2 separate regions of the Homo sapiens genome follow, and region 1 is linked to region 2. The links are chromatin contacts, found by Hi-C in ENCODE. All regions are on one chromosome and are shown on one strand. Each heading gives the region's core, a stretch centred on a gene start or an enhancer-like site at or near the end of the contact. The rest is flanking DNA. Distances are from core to core; before and after follow the strand shown. Region 1 has its middle 34 kb from the start of COL3A1. Region 2 has its middle 24 kb from the start of DIRC1.

The links. Hi-C counts contacts between places; a loop is a spot of excess contacts on that map.
Region 1: a map of cardiac septum shows a loop between it and region 2 (1.9-fold over the local background). The contact joins two enhancer-like sites. A Hi-C loop is called at or near these places in 1 of 168 maps with a recorded cell type or tissue (cardiac septum).

What each region holds. Positions count from the first base shown.
Region 1 is chr2:188,938,852-188,941,551 of GRCh38, reverse strand. No RefSeq gene overlaps it. Among named protein-coding and RNA genes, the nearest start is that of COL3A1, 34 kb to the left of the region's middle. Within about 2 kb of position 1,256, at least 4 of the 41 ENCODE cell types and tissues checked have a DNase peak (open chromatin) inside an H3K27ac peak, as active enhancers do.
Region 2 is chr2:188,812,708-188,815,407 of GRCh38, reverse strand. No RefSeq gene overlaps it. Among named protein-coding and RNA genes, the nearest start is that of DIRC1, 24 kb to the right of the region's middle. Within about 2 kb of position 1,332, at least 3 of the 41 ENCODE cell types and tissues checked have a DNase peak (open chromatin) inside an H3K27ac peak, as active enhancers do.

The sequences.
Region 1 (2,700 bases), core at 7-2,506, 130 kb before region 2:
ATTTACCCGGGAACTGGAAATGTTGTGTGTCCTGAGGATGTAACAAAGAAAGAGTGTTTTTGAGGAAAATAGCATTTTTTAAAGTCTCTTAAGTTTGTTATTTTTCTGTAGAAGGTAGGACATGTTTATATTCCTTTTCATATTAGGTATTTCATATTCATATATGGACCAATGTATGTATACAAATAAAAAAACCAAGCCTTACCAATCCCTCATGAGATTTAAGCCTCACACATTATTTTCCTAATGAAATATAGTTTAAAATTTTGTAATTTATAGAAAACTTTAGTTGGTCTAGGTAAACCAGACCTAGTGCTTAATATTTATTATACTTTTACATAGAAGATGAGAATTCAAGAATATCTATGTGTTGTCTCTTGATTTGATAGTTATGTCCAGTGTTTGAGGCAATTATTACCATTTCTATATTGCTTGTTATCATATTTATTGGTAAAAATGTCAGTGTACTAAGAGTATAATGAGCTTGGTTAAGTTTTTAATTCTCTTTTGCCTAATATAGCCATAATGGATTATATATAAAGTCACATATAGTGCCTTATTCTCAAGTAGGAGGAGCTATAATGAAGAATGCTAAGAGGAAAAATATTAGATTGGAGAAACCCAGCCAGTACGGCCATACTAATGAATATGAGAAAAAATTCAATGCAAGTTTCCAAAAAGTTAAAAAAAAAGATACAGAAGAAGAGGTTGAGACCTTCATTGAAAGAAATAATATACAATATCAAAGATCAACTACTTTCCCTTTATCAACCAGTTTCTTCTTTTTTGCCAATAAAATGTGTAGATTCTATTTTTTTTTGACTAATTCTTCTTTAGTGCTGCTAGTGAGGCTCATGTTCTTAAATTTTCTATAAATAAAAAGAAAAATTAAAAGAAAGAGTTAACTTTTATTGGGGGATATTTTTGAAAGACTTTCAAGTGGCGAAAGATAATTCAAGTTCAAAGTTAGAAAGAAAAATATAATAATCAAGTAACTGGCAGTTGTCCACAGGAAAAGATTATTCATGAGCCGACAGGACTGGAACACTTACAGGACATGGAAGCTGTGGGTGGAAACTCACTGTCTACATTAAATAAAGTGGGTTTTGGCACTGCTTTAGACTTGATGTTGAATTCTCTGTCTGTATGCTTTTGTCTTCCCAGACAGTCAATTTCACTGAGGGCAGTGAAGTGGGAGTGGGGAGCAGGGACGCTAATTGTAGCAATTCCCTTTCGACTTGCCAGCTCCCTGGAGAAGATTGTTAGTGGCCCAGCTGAATCTCATCACAGTCATGGAAAACAGCATTCAGTAAATGGTCTGATCCCGAGAACATATTCCTGAGAGAATCAAAATGTCTTCCATACTAACAGACTTAATTTGTCGTGTATATTTTGTGTTGACACTTTATAGCTTTATAAATTCACACTTTTTAAATAATATTTTATCAAAACCAACATGTTTTCCATTTAATGTTGAAATAATATTGGAAAAATGCTGTTTGCAAATAGGTATTTGTTGATTTCTTGTCCCTGGAGCTTAGTATATTATATGTTTAATTTCTTATAGCTGTAAGACACTGGAAACTTTAGGCCATATCTAGGTGTTAAGAAATGTATAAGAAAATGGTTTGCTGGATAATAGTTAAAATATCTTGGGGGATAGGAGAACTAGGATGTATTCCATAAGGCATCTCCCTTCATTTTATAATAAAATTATAATATATCTTTGAACATTTAGTAAAACTTCTCAATATAATGAATAGCATACCTCATGCTTATGAAATTTGAGATCCTACATTACCATTTAGTCAAAATTGCTTCCACCAGCAAGAACACCTAAATTTCCCTGTTATCATTAAATTCCAGATAAATGAACTTCTCTGAGTTTCAATTTTCAAGTTCTAAAATGAAACACATTCTGACTTTGTATAATATGTAGATAAGACATCTTAAAACAGATTTCTGAGAAAAATTACCTTAAGTGGACATACCATTGCATATATTATCCTGATAAATCATACCAAATTGTTGCTTTTTATCTTAAAACTACCTTTTTAAAAGCATATACTAATAATACAAAGTGGGGAAAAGATGTTTCTTTTATTTATAGGAAAAATATAACAGTAAAAAAGAGAAGGTAAGAGAAAGAAGAGAAGGGAAAGTATGATTGACTACTGCACCTAGGGATAAATGTGTATAAACCGGTTCATTATTTTTTATATCCTATATGAGTTTCTCCAATTTCCAAACCAAATAATAGAGATAATTTTTGCTAACTCCAAATGGCACTGCTTTTGCATATTCTCCAAAACCATCATGTTCTAAATTGTGTATAATTACATATTTAGAGGTTAGGGTTGGTGGATAGAGATGAGGGCTCTCTGGAGACAGAATATCCACAGAAAAGGGAAGTAGAAGGATTTAAAAAACAAACTTCACAAGGTTTCCTAGCTTCAGATCTGCATGTATTATTCTTCTTACATGTTTATTATGACTACTGCATTTTGGAAGGATGTAAAATCTCGATTTTTTCCTTGATAATTTCATGCATAATCTGAACATCTTAATTTGGCTACAAAGTTGTTGAGTTTTAATCTTCCAAAGTGCCTGGTGCAATAATCAGGATAACCTTATGCTGTAAAACAAAAACTCCCATATGTCCGTGGTTTACAATATCATTTTTTTTTCCTTCTTTCTCAT
Region 2 (2,700 bases), core at 83-2,582:
CCTTGTTAACATCGAAAGGTTTTAATAATTATATAATTACAGTTTACTTCTTATAATATGTTGTACAGGCATGGTGGCTGACACCTGTAATCCCAACACTTAGAGAGGACAAGTTGGGACGATTGCTTGTGGCCAGGAGTTTGAGACGAGCCTGAGCAACATAGCAAAACCCCAGCTCTATGAAACAATTTTAAAAAATTATCTTGAAATGGTGGCATGGGCCTATTTCTCAGCTACTGAGAAAGCTGTTGGAGAATCACTTGAGCCCGGGAGAGGTAGAGGCTAAAGTGAGCCTTGATTGAACCACTGCACTCCAGCCTGGGTGACAGAGTGAGAGCCTGTCTCTAAATTTAGAAATGAATAAATAAAATAAAATAAAATAAAATAAAATGTGCGTCTGGCTTACTAATCTCATTCACAAAACATAGTGTTTAATTTTTAGTTAAACATATGTTCATAAACATGAGTAAACTTTTCTACTTTATTACTTCCTTCTTAAGTCATTCTCTTAGATTACGGGAAGAATAAACCTTCATGATTTACATTAGGTTTTCTTTCAAAGAAAGAAAAGTTTACCATCAAAGCAGTTTTCCTTCCAAATTTTATCAATATTATGGCTTCTGTATAATTTACTTGATATGGTCTCTGTTTCAACCTGAAGCTCAGCAAGAACTAAAGTGGGGAGGGTTGCCTACGTTATAAATGGTACCTCTGATGGCAAATGGATTGTTAAAATAAGCATTGCTTAAAGTTAAAGCAAAATATATTTCCCTACACTTAATGATTTGTTTATATTTTTGTTTTAATCTATATACTAAGTACTAAATTATAATAAAACAATGTATCAATTATATATATTATTTATATTATATAAATAAATTTAAAATAGCTCAGTTTAATAATTTTCAAGTCTTAAAATATACGAGTCAGGGTCATCTCCTTTTTTTTCTGCATTTTTTCTTCACCATTTCAATTTCAGTCTGGATTTTATTATAGAAAAATAACTCTTTTTTCCCTAATTTTTCTAGCCTGCCCCATGTGATGAATGGTGCTCCTTTTACTTATGATATCACTGCAGTCTGAAATTGAGAGACATAGCACATGTTGTAGACTTCTGCTTTTCTACTTACCAAAAGCCAAAATACACTAGGTAGTATTTAAACACAACTAAGAAGAGAATTCCTATTAGGTCAGAAAGCAGGAAAAGGAGGCTTAATGTTGAATTTACCAGTTGGAGCTATAAAACCCCAAGTACGTTTTGTGATTTCTGCACGTCTTACCTAGGCCCAAGTAGGTCTGACAGAGAGCCACGGAGCACACATTTCCTGTCTTAAGTCAACGTTGGGCCCAGCCCCAGAAGCTCACAGTATTACACTGACTATTTCCAGACTTTGGCCAGTACTAAGCCTCATCTCACCGACACATTCCTAGACTGATTCTGTGACTTAGAAATGCTGAAGGTGTCTGGGTTGTTCAACCAATCTAAAATTTACTGCTGAGAGTGAGAAATAAGTGCTCTGTCACCTGGGCCTGAACCACATAGACACATGGTCTAAATGCAGGGGGCATTCAGTTTCAGACAATCTAGGTTTTACCTAGTTTTGCAGAAACATTAGTTAAATGTGAAATGTTTCTCTGGGAAAAAATGGTTTCCAAAGTCTTGTTATAAAAATTCAAGCCAAATAGGAATTTAGTCATTGGGAATCAGGAAGGACATTTCAACATTTAGGAAAATCCTTCACAGAAAATTACGATTCCCCACAGAGTTTTGGAAAAGCACACGCTGGTTACTTACTTACCATGGTAAGAAGGATCCCAAAGTCAACTTAATGTCTTTGAAGAAATGAGTTAGAAAATGAATACACAAGAAGACCTTAGTTAAGATAACCACAGTTAGTCATCAAAATATTTTTCTGCCTATGACATATCAATGTGGTTTAAAATTGTCTAGTAACAGCTATATTTTTTATACATATGGTTTTCAATTTTTTTCATTAAACCCGACATGAGACTATTTTAAAAACTTACTTCATTCATAGAGCTATATCATCTAGTACCAGAGAAATCCATCAAAGCACAAGTGAGAATTCTGCACTCTTAAGAAAAATGCCTTAAAAAAAAAACCATACCAATCATTTTTTATTAAGCAGCAATTTAACATCATTTTAATTTAATTTTCTATTGTAAAGCAAAAAGAGATAAATAACATTGCATTTCATCAGCACTTGCTCCCAATAACTCCCATGCTCAGCAAGAAATAAATATTGAGATAATTGCAGTACATTTCATTTATAAACAAGGTAACAGAGGCCCCCTTTTTCCACAGTGAAAGGTCCTCAACAGCAGCGCTATTGGACCACTAAATACTCTCTATCCAGCAGGTCTTCATGATGCTTCCATTAGAGTATGGTGTATCTGAAAAGTTCAACCTTACCTTGGTTTAGCACTGCTTCTCTCATGTGGCTGGTTCGTATAGCCTCAGTGTAAAGGCTGCCGAGGAATTCCTTAAGCATCATGGGGGATATCGTGGCCATTAAAAAAGAACTATGTTACTAACTTTTTCAACATATGTGGATTTTAGTAACTTGGAAAGCAAAGAATGCGGTAATATTTCAATTAAATTCTGTGGATATAAAGCCTTTACTCACTTTTGTTTTGCTTTATTTTATTGAATGAAGTTACCAAGTTTATAAACCCGTA